Linked DNA regions of Homo sapiens: region 2 is linked to region 1. The links are chromatin contacts, found by Hi-C or POLR2A ChIA-PET in ENCODE. All regions are on one chromosome and are shown on one strand. Each heading gives the region's core, a stretch centred on a gene start or an enhancer-like site at or near the end of the contact. The rest is flanking DNA. Distances are from core to core; before and after follow the strand shown. Region 1 overlaps TCF7L2 (transcription factor 7 like 2). Region 2 has its middle 170 kb from the start of HABP2.

The links. A loop is a pair of places that touch in the nucleus more often than their neighbours do. ChIA-PET counts read pairs that join two places held with the same protein, here RNA polymerase II (POLR2A). Pooled maps may share reads with other maps.
Region 2: a map of IMR-90 shows a loop between it and region 1 (4-fold over the local background). The contact joins two enhancer-like sites. A Hi-C loop is called at or near these places in 2 of 168 maps with a recorded cell type or tissue (IMR-90 and ascending aorta) and 7 of 50 pooled maps. POLR2A ChIA-PET finds 5 or more read pairs at or near these places in 1 of 52 experiments (H1).

Annotation. Positions count from the first base shown.
Region 1 is chr10:113,051,322-113,056,744 of GRCh38, reverse strand. The region is part of intron 5 of TCF7L2 (transcription factor 7 like 2); the gene reads right to left. Among named protein-coding and RNA genes, the nearest start is that of SNORA87, 8.7 kb to the right of the region's middle. RefSeq lists enhancers at 1,821-2,799, 2,800-3,778 and a silencer at 2,541-2,835. Within about 2 kb of position 2,769, at least 9 of the 41 ENCODE cell types and tissues checked have a DNase peak (open chromatin) inside an H3K27ac peak, as active enhancers do; they include ascending aorta, where a contact is called at or near this core.
Region 2 is chr10:113,382,239-113,387,895 of GRCh38, reverse strand. No RefSeq gene overlaps it. Among named protein-coding and RNA genes, the nearest start is that of HABP2, 170 kb to the left of the region's middle. RefSeq lists a silencer at 2,477-2,586 and an enhancer at 5,244-5,657. Within about 2 kb of position 2,640, at least 8 of the 41 ENCODE cell types and tissues checked have a DNase peak (open chromatin) inside an H3K27ac peak, as active enhancers do; they include ascending aorta, where a contact is called at or near this core.

The DNA.
Region 1 (5,423 bases), core at 1,520-4,019:
ATGCTACAGCACATTTCATTTATTAATTATGCTATGGATTAGGGATCAAAGTGGTAGAAATCTCAGTGTACTCGAAATAAATGGCTTTTGTGGTTACCTAAATCCTCAGAGTCCCCTGGAATGTAATTCCTTAGGCAAAAACAGCTTCCCAGACTTCTTGCCCCCTCTCCCCAATAATATGGGGGAGGGTGATTACTCAGCATCAGACTTGCATGATGCAATTATTTGGGCTTTTAACGTTTCAGTTACATGAAATATGGAATTCTTCCTTTTGAACCGCCCTCCTGGAGACGGGTTTTTTGTTTCTATTATTGAGTCTCAAGCTCTTCCCCTTCTTTCTGTCCTCTACCCTCACTGCCCCACTTCCAATTAGATTCAAATTTAAAATAACATATAAAGATTTTGGGATTCAAACAAATCCCAAGTAATTCGCAAGAAGGCAATGAGGCGCGGTATTCAGCAACGAGCTTTGTGGTCAGAAAGGTCTGGATTTGAATCTTGGCTCTGCCACTTACTTCATAAATTATCTAACTGCTTTAAGCTCTGGTTTTCTTATCTCTAAAATGGGGATAAAATTGCTTCAAGGAGCCTGTTGCAAAGACTGATGAGATAAAATATAGAAAGCTTCTGTCCCAGAGTCAGGAGCCCAGGATCTCGGCTGTATGTGACCAAGAATTATTTATTGCCCTAGCACTTTCAAGTTTTCCAGATATAGGTCCAGTCCACAATTTTTGTATCTTGTTCTAAGTGAGTTGCTTAAAATCATATTTAAAGCCTAGTTTACAAATCAACCCCTTGCTTAGATTCCTACCAAAAAAACCTAATTTCCTTCAATGTGACTGTTAGAGAGCAGATGTCCACTCAAAATCAGAATTCCTGCACCAACTATCTGCAGAATTCGGAGCTACTTAGAGTGGGTACAAAATAAAAGCACAGAGGAAAATACAGATGAATTTGAGGGCATTAAAATTTAAAACTTCTTTCTTTCAAAACCCATCCAAAGCTAGGCACAGTGATGTGCACCTGTGGTCCCACCTATTCAGGAGGCTGGGGCAGGAGGACCTCTTGGTACCAGGAGGTGGAGGCTGTAACATACTATGCTCTTTCCTGTGAATAGCCACTGCAATCCAGCCTGGGCAATGCAGTGAGACTCCATCTCTAAAATAAAAGGTAAAAATGAAAACCCATCTAAAGCAATATTTTAAAACATCACAGCCTAGAAAAAGTATTTCCAACACATATAATCAAGTTTTCAACTTATATAAAGAGTTCCTATAAATCAATAACAGAAAACTATCTGATTCTTTAAAATGAAGAAGGCATTAAACCAGGCAAGCCACAGAGGAGAAAATAAACATATGACCAGATGTTCAACCTCAGGAGTCATCAAATAAAGGCAAATTAGGTAAGATGCCGTTGCATACCCAGCAAATTGGCAAAAATTTTAAGTCCAACAGGATCAAGCATTGGTGTGATTATGAGGAAAGAGTTTATATGCTGGTGATGGAAATACTCATTGATCCAATCAACTCATCCAGTTGTTCTGGAGAGCTTGACAATAGCATGTGAATTAAAATTAAAACCAGCAAACCAATGCCCTACCAATTCCTCTACTTTGGTATGAATCCTAGAGAAACTCATATATAGGTACCTACATACACTTGCCCAAAGGATGGTTATTACAGCAGAATCTGTAATCTTAAAAAACTGTAAGCAACCTAATTAACCATCAATACAGAAATAGAAAGCTGTAGTATATGCATACAATAAATACTACAGAGCAGTTAAAAAGAATGAGCTAAATTTCAATGTACAATGTTGAAAAAATTCAAATGTAATGTTGAATAAGAAAAGCATGCTGCAAAATAAAAATTTAAAAATAAAGAAAAAAATAAAAATAAAAGAAAACATGCTGCAGAATGTTATGTGGAATGTGAAGCCACTTATGTCAAAGTTAAAAACTACTAAGATTATTTATAATACATACGTTAATATAAATAGATGTCGAAAAGTATAAAAACCTGAACTCGGTTTTCATATTAATAACAGCCTGGGAGGGAAGATCATGGGCTAGGAGGGTGAAAAGATTAGTAATTGTTATTTTAGGTGGCAGGTACATGAATGTGTTTGTTATCCTTTGTACCTTTCTGTATTTTTTTGTTGTTGTTGTTTTAATTTTAAAAAAAGCTAGAAAGCAATCAATCTCTCCTGTCCTGGAGAACAGACAGAACAATCAGACACAGCCACTAAAAACAGGGAAGCCCACCTCTAACTTCTCTCCCCAAAGCTTGTCAGTGTGACAAACTTTGAGATAGACACCCTAAGGGGAACTGCCAAACATCATGGAAAACCCCAATACTCAAAGATCCAAATTTATACAAAAGATAGATTAGGGAGTGACTACACATAGCATTAAATGGTTGGTGATTTGAGAGAAATGCAAAAACCTTCCATCCATTGTAACTTACCAGAAAGATTTGTGATTTACCCACAAGTTTGCAGACACACATGGTATAAAAGGAGGTATAATTTAGGATGAATAGAAGGCTCATTGTGATGCAAATCTCCCTTTTTTGGTTCCTTTCTTTTGCCATGAGTTCATACCTTTTCCTCCTGGGAACCCACAAAGCCTCACTTCCTCAACAGGAACTAACAGCATCACAAAAGAATGACAGGCCTCCAGGTTCCCTGGTGTAGCCTGACCGGCACCAGCCTAGTCTGGTGTCCGGAAACCTGCCTCTCCCCGCCTGTATGTGTGCCTGATTAAGGCAGCATAACACTGAAGGGTGAGAGTCCTGGCTCCGATGTGAGACTCCTTGGGTTCAACTTCCAGCTTGCCGCCTCCCAGCTGTGTGACCTTGAGTACGTCATCCTCCCCTCAAGCCTCAGTTTCCTCATCTGCCAAATCGGGATAATAACAATAGCTCATTCATAAGGGCGTTGTGAGGATTAAACCTGACAACTTCATAAATTACTTAGAAAAGGCCTGGAGCTAGTGAGTGCTCAGTGAACATCCAGTATTACCATGATCGTGTACTTCTCTCTCCATTTCTCAAGGCATCAGTTCTGTAACGATCAAAATGAGGCTTTTATGTCACTAGACCTCTAAGTTTTCTTTCAACATGTGAATTCTGGGATTAAGTCTAATATTGAAAAGAAAAATCAGGAACAGGGGAGCTAGCATCAGGCAGAACCAAAGCTCCGGTCTATCATTTGCAGACTTTGTAGTAACTGAGGCTCCAGGACAGTGCATGACAAAAAGCTCCCAAAGCCTCATCCCTCAGCTTCTGTTCTGACCTCTGGTATCACACGCCTGCGCCCAGCAGGATCCCGACAATCCACACCCTTGCTACATATCCAGCAGGTTCTACTTTGCCAACTGAAAACTTCTGGAGGAAACTCACATAGGCATCCAGACACCACAGCACTTAGCCAAGCCCAACCCTGCTGGCCTCCGTATGCGGTGCTGGCCACCCCTAGAGTCTCAGCCCATTTCCCCCAAGCCAATGGCCCGCCCTCCCGCTCCTTGACAAATGTCCTCTCTACCCACTCACTTATTCCACACAGACGTCCAAACACGCACTAGCTCACCGTATGTCCTTACTGCCTCTCAATGGGTTACATTTTTCAAATTATGTTCCAAAACTTAACCATGAGATCGTTGGCATGAGAGCTGTGCCTGTGTCCCACGCCAGGCTTGAACTCACAGTGTAGCAGATGAATCAGGAAGAAGGCATCATGGGTTTGCACCAAAAAAAGAATCAGATAAAGAAGTTCGTTTGTATCTTTTTAAAAAGAACAAAGAACCCCTCTTCTTCCAAATTAAAAGTTTAGATAACATTGAAGTTATCACCCTCTTAGAAATATCTTGATTTTTGTATCATGCAATGTCTAATAGAAAGGTGGGAGGAAAAGAGAACTGTAGAGTTCACTGCTGAAGTCCAGTTTGAGTAACTCTCAGAAATACGACTAGATCCGCTGCAATCATTCACAGGTAGAATGCATAAAAATGAATCCGCAGTTCAAGCTTGGTCCATGTGTCATGTCCTCAAGATACATGGGTCATGGAGAGCAAAGAGACATCCCAGCCATGGGAGGAACAAAGTGGGATACATCAGGCCAGCTGAGCCACAGTCCAGCTCCTGAGCCTACGTCCTTTTCCTTGGGTACATCCTCATTCTGGGTTCGGATGAAAAATGTTCCTTTCTCCCATAATTTCATTTGGAACAAGTTTTTAAATGGTGAGTCAGAGAACTTTTGTTCACCAGGACATCTAAATGGACATTTGACAGGGCTCCGATAGATCCAGTAGGGGGCTCAATTTCTGACACTTTCCCAAAAGCTTGACTGCCTAAAACAGCAATGACAGCTGTGACACCTCTACAGCCTCTTACTCTCTCCTCTTTCAGCCTTGGCAGAAATTAATCCATCAATGCATCCTTCCCCTGGAGGCCCTGACACATACAGCCTCAGAATCTCTCTCAACACACTGCTCCCACAGACGCCACCCAGCCTGCAGGTCCAAGTACAAACCCTGCACTCGGCTCAGAGTCCTTGGATCAACACTGTAGCCTTTCGGGGCTGCAGGATCTTCTCACAATTTCTATGTGTCTTAAAGGAAAACGTACAGAACCTTCATCAAATAATGAAGTTGTAATAATCAGTCAAACAGAAATAAACAACTGTATGCTCAGCTTGCCACCAATTTTCCATGATTTAAAAAATAATGCTTCTAGTAATACAAGTAAGTGTTAGTAAGTAGAGGAGACTACACGATACAGGTTAAAGCGACACCTCCTTATTTATCTTATTACATTATTGTGACATTTTTCAACTAAAAGGGCAGTATTTCATACTATTAATTATCTAAGGATTCTTCAGTTGTCCCAAGGAGCAAAAATAAGAGAGATTTAGGGCAAAGAAGAGTATGTTAAACAGAAGCCAGAAAAGAAAACTCTGAGATACCAAAAATATGAAAATAAGAATTTCACAAAAATATCTAAAGTTCATTTTCAGAATTCCCCAGAACCACAGGACAGAATCATGGAAACTCCTTCTTTCATACCAGCCTCTCTTTAGAAATCATTTGTGGGGGATGATTGTGTATAATAAGTCTCCTTAAAACAGTCCTCAGACGACCACAAACCAACCTGTTCTTAAAGAAAGCATGCGTGCTCTGCTCTTGCAAGGCTCTATCTAAATAGCGATAGAAGAATCAGTTCATGTTCTAGCATTTTTAATTCAAAAGCATTAAAAATCCAAAAGAAAAAGCATGTCATTTTTTATTATAAACATAAAACTTGGCAAACTATTAGTTAGAATTCCTTTGGTTGTAAGGGACAGAAGACTATCTCCAACTTCATTCCTTACCAAATAGCCCAGGATTAGAACTGGCTACACAGAACTCCATGGTGCCATACAGG
Region 2 (5,657 bases), core at 1,391-3,890, 330 kb before region 1:
AGAAGACCAACATCTGTGCTCCAGGGTTTGTGTGTGTGTGTGTGTGTGTGTGTGTGTGTGTGTGTGTGTGTGTGTGTGTAATTAAAGCGATCCCTAAACTTGAGAATTATTGAGCATAAATGCATTCAAACTATTCATATTTTCCATACTATTAAGATTTCCTGGCATATCAATCTTCTTTGTGGCAGAAATCAATAGTCACTGTACTTACTGAAAAAGGTCTCTCCAGACCAAAACCCCTGTGTCCCAGGGCTGGGAAATTGGCTCCTAGGAAATAAACTCTGGCCTGCAAACTTTTCCAGACTTTCCCCAAATCCCCAGTTGAGTAAAATAATGAGTCAGGCCCTCTAGGACATTGTCATACACCTTTTGGGGCAGAATAAAACACTTTAAAATAATTCCACAACTGAGGAAAAGGTATAAAGAAAACATCTGGGAGGGAGGAAGGGAAGTAATGGTTATCCCCAAAAGGGTAGGATGTCTGTAGGGGCAAGGATGGTGACTTTTAGTGCTTATACATTTCAGTAATGTTTGAATTTCTTACTACAGCTATGTATTATTTTACAATGAGAAATTTTAAACTGACCCCATTCCTAGGCTGGTGGGGATGGGGTGAGGAGGGTAACCAGTAGAAACTGCCCCCAGACCTTTCTTAACAGAGAAACTCTTAACTTTTCCTACAGGAAGCCCTTCCGGGTGCAATTCCTTATCTCAACCTCTGCAACAGTGCCTACCAATGTTATAGCACTTCATTCATTCAGCCTTTCATTTGTTCATCCACTCAACAGCTATACTTTGAACAAGGCCCTGTGGGAGGCCCTGCGAGGCAAAGACAAGACAAGCGAGTTGCCTGTCACACGGAGCATGGGCTGGCAAGGAGATCCATAGTAAACCTCCAGTCCTGCACTCACCCTTAATGGCATGTGCTTGGATAGAGATGAGACAAGGCCCAGAGGGGCACATGCTGGAGAAACTGAACCCCAGCCCAGAGGTCTGGGAAGGCGTCTCTGGGCAAGAGACCTTACAGCTGGGAACTGAAAGATGAGAAGCAGCACTGACCAGGTGAAAGGGGTGGCAAGACCAGGAGTGTCTGGGCTGAGCACCCAGGCAGGCACTGAGATGAGAAGAAACAGAGCTCACCAAGGAAAATTGAGGGAACTCAGCCTGCTGGAGAAAGGTCCAAGGAGAGATCAAAGAAGCAGGAAGGGCCAGATCACCTGATGCTTTGCAGAATGTGGGATTTTAAACTTTACCCTAAGAACAGTTCGAAGCCACTGAGATAGGTATCCCTGAGGACTCCATTTGTTCTCCACTGTTTTTGTTCACTTCCACTCTGACACACAAGCTCCTAGCTCCATGCCTGGCAATTAACAAGAGCCTAAAAATAATCAGCTGGATGGCTGAACCCAGTCACCCCAGGGAGGGAGAACCTGCAAGCAAAGACCATGACCGCACATCCGACATCTCACCTCTCTCCCTCCTTTTGTCTCCCCTGATCCAGGCCTGCAAGCTGAGAAGTGTACAATCCTCACAACAAGGAGTGATTGGCAATCAGGTGCAGAACTAAGCTATTTCTTTCACCACCACAGTCCTTCCAAAATGTTCCCAACTGGCATCAGATATTCTCATCCTGACCAGTGAGACAACCCAATGAAAACTGGTGACTCAGAAAGGGTAAGCATTTGTCAAAGGCTGTACAGCAAATCCCCGGGTGCTTGGCGAGTCATGTCTTGGCCAGTTGTCAAGGGCAGTGTCCCCTATGTCATTCCTCAAATACATATTTCTAGGCTTAATTATATGAATTTACATTTCTTTGGCTCAAAAAAAGTAGGTATAGGGGCATTTTCAATGCTGCACACAACTGAAAGTAGATTGAAACCATCCCGACCTCAAACAGAATGTCAAAGCAGTTGGGTTTCTGAGCAGCAACAGAATACTTTTTATAGAATGGGAAGTCAATTGAGAAATCATAAAAAATTAGAGTTGGGAAGGACCTCTGCGCTCACGAGGGTCAGGTCCCAGGGGCTGCTGTAGAATTGTTCCCTGTGGTGAAGGGTCTAATGTTTTGTCCACTCAAGTTTTAAATATCTCAACCAATAGCTCACCCCTGGGGACACCTCTCCACAGGGCAATAGATCTTGCTGTCAGGGCTTTTTTCCTGCTATTCAATCTCACTTTTCCTTTCCTCCACTTCATCCCATTTGTCTTTGGCAGTAATTTAGACAAGAGTGTGCTGACGTTTGAAAACGAAAAGCCCTGTCTTTGCCTTCAACCTCGTTTTTCCAGACCCTTCTACCTACGGAAACTTCAAGATCTGGCAGGGAGAGAGGGAGGGAATGAGGAAGAGAGGCAAACAAACAGACTGGCGTGGGTTCTGGAAGAAGCTATCAAAGGGCCAGCCCCCAAGGCCTTGAACCCACAGGTGTACAGGAAGAGAGGGCACTGCTGCTCCGGAATGTGCAGATTATAGAGGACCTGACTCTCAAAGGCAGAAAGTCACCGAGTTTTCTAGGCAGTCCAGAGCTCAGCCACCTCTTGCTATGACACATTAGACAGAAGGTGGCAGCATAGCACCAGGCTCTGTGTGCTCAGTGGCCCTGTCCATCGCAGCACACCCCAACTGTTCGGCTTCCAAACTCCACGAGCAACAAAACCCAACCGGCTGGAACGCCGGGCTTAGGCCAAGAGTGAGCTGCAAATCAAGGCCCTGGCCAGTTTTTTAAGTCAAATCCCAAACAGTTAGGATTGTGTGAGCACAGTCCATTTTCTCCCCAAGAACATCTTGCAGCCAGAATGGAATCCAAAAAAATAACTGCAGTCCTGAACAGCGGTGTTTGTCCAAGCTGATCTAAACACATAAACTTACCGTCTCGTCTGGTGTTTTGTGCACAAATTTTTGTGTTTAAAGACATCTGGGGTTAATGCTTTTTTTTTTTCTTTATTCTTTCTAGCCCTTGGCTATTTATTTCTGAATTTGTCTCTGGTTTTCCTGTTTCCCTTTGCTTATTTTTTACTTATTTGGTAGTGTTTGCATGTGGTTCTTCTGAAAGCAAGGATCCACAGGCTACGCATTTCTCACTTGGAGCTGAAGTCCTGCTGGGGAACCAATTATATGTCCTACCCACCAGGGAGAGTGTGATATTTTTTATTACTTTCTAATTTCAGGTCTTGAAATGGCTTCAGTGATCAGAACATTCTTCTGCTTAAGAACCTAAAGGGGCCAGTGAAAGGATGCTTTTGATTTGTATTTCATTTAGAATGGTCCATACTCAACCAAGTGTACTCCAAGGATTTCCATGGGGCCTCAGAGGCTTGAAGTGGGGAAAAGCAAGACAAAGACAACAACAAAACTTTCTCGCTGCTTGCCTTATCATACTGGGAAAATGCCGGCTACTTGGGGAAAGTCTTTCTTTGAGAAGTTGGTGAACTGAGAAAAAAATGGATAGAATTAGAACAAAACAATTTCACTGGATTCTAAGTCTATTTAAACTACAGTAGTAAATCAAAACCATACCTCTTTCTCATTACTCATGGCCCGATAGTAGAGCCTCCTAAATGCTTATTAAAGCAAAAGCAAGAAGTGTTTCATTTCTAAATACATTCACAGGAATCCCCAACAAGGTGGTTGCTTCTTTCTAACTGTTGTTTGTTTTATGCTTGTTTCTCTTCTTGAAAGAGTTATCATGAAACGGAAAGGCTTAAAAGGGGGGTGGGGGTGGGGGTGAGGGTCCAAATAGGCTCTAATGAGGAAGAAGGAAATAAAAGTCAAATTCTCCCCGAATGTCTGAATTTCTATTTATTTATCTTTGCAATAAGAGAGGATGCCTGACAATCCGGAACTGCTCTTGGATAAAACGAATCATACCAAACAGCTAACAACCCTGCAGAATAGCTCAAAGCCCAAATTATGAGCTATTTCAAATCCTTTCCACTTGCCATGGGGGTCTTGACTGAGTTTTTTCTTTTTTTTTTTTTTTTTTTTCTTTTTTTCCTGGCTCACATGCTTAGCCAGGAGGTGATTCTGAATGTTTATCTGAAGTATCTCCCTGATATTCTGGGGGGACTTTTCTCTCAAGCAAAAGCTCTGCTGAAAAGAGGAGCTTGTTTTAATTCTCATTAAGTTATACCCAGTATTGTGAACCTTTTACTAGTGAACAGTTAATTTTAGTGAGACGGACTACAAGAAACTGCCATATATAACCACGCTCAGTGACAACATTTTACAAAATGTGAGTCAAACATAAACATTTATGACTTTCTAATAAGCCAGCTACCATATTTGCTATTATATGACGCTCTGTTAAAACAATCTTTTCTACTTTTAAATAGAGATCCCATGAGAGCAAAAATGTTTATCTTTGTTGTGTATAGCTTCCTTAAGTACCATTTTATCATATTATTTAAAATTCAACAAATTAGCAGCCAGTATTTATTATTTAAAGAAAGGGTGTTTCTTCAAAGTTTGTCTGAATTAAAAATCACAAACCAATCCATCTCCCTTCTTTCCTTCCTTCTCTCTTTCCTTCCGTCCTTCCTTCTATTCATTTTAAACCCAGCAACTAGATTTTGTTGGGTTTAAAAGGTCCCTAAAAAGTTAGTATTCCTTCAGGAATAAATATTTGTAGATTACTTGAAATGGCCAGCTTCCTTGACTGGTCTTTAGGGAAAATACTCTTTGTAACTTTGACTAAAAAGACAATGTTCCCGATCAAAATATAATCTGGGTCTATACTGGCAAAGAGAGTTGAACCAATATGTAATGAATGGCAGCATAAACAAATGAATGAAGGAATACGCAGACAGGCATCAAGCAGAATCAAAATACTCAAAGCAGCCAGTTAACTGAGGCACTGAATTTCCTGGACAACTGTCTCAATTCCCCGGTTTGCGTGGAGGCTCTTGCCTATAACCAAGTAAGCACTTATGCTGCAACCTCTTGCCTCTTGCAAGAGACAACAGATTGTTAGCCTCTGGGAAGTAGCACTATTTCAATCAACCAATTTGGCATGTTGTGTTTTACAGTTTCTAAAATTAACACAGAATCCAAACAAAAACATGGCTGGTGTGGAACTATATACAGAGAACACTGTCATCTGGTTGCTTCGAATCTGTTCATTATCAAAATTAGCTGTCTTGTTTGTCCTACTCCCATTTTTGAATGCACACCATTAATTAACCAACCTGTCATTATGTGCTGGTAATGACCAAGTTTTCCAGTATCCCAGTGTAAATACAGGATTTTACAGGACTCCCAAAACTAGGAGGAAAGGAGAAGGTGGAGGAGGTAGGGGTGGCAGAGAAAGAGGACATTCACAGGTGGGACTCAGTATTGCTTACAGCTACCCTTGCTTTCTAAAACAAGGGCTGCACGCGGAAACAATGCTGATTTATTCCCTTGCATTGAGCAAAGCTAAATTTTTCCAGGCTTCACTGAGGAATTTTCTTCACAATATCTGCATGAATTATGAAGCTGACTTCTAACCAGATGTCGGGTGATCTGCCCTTCCTGTTCTCTGAGGATGAGACACATCAGTGTTTAACTCATCATGCCCCTCGAGTGTGTCTCATTTTTCAACCCATTCTCACTTGGAGGTTAAAAAGGAATTGGGGTTTCTTTTTAAGTCTCTTTGATTTTACCCAATTTCGGTGAACAGATC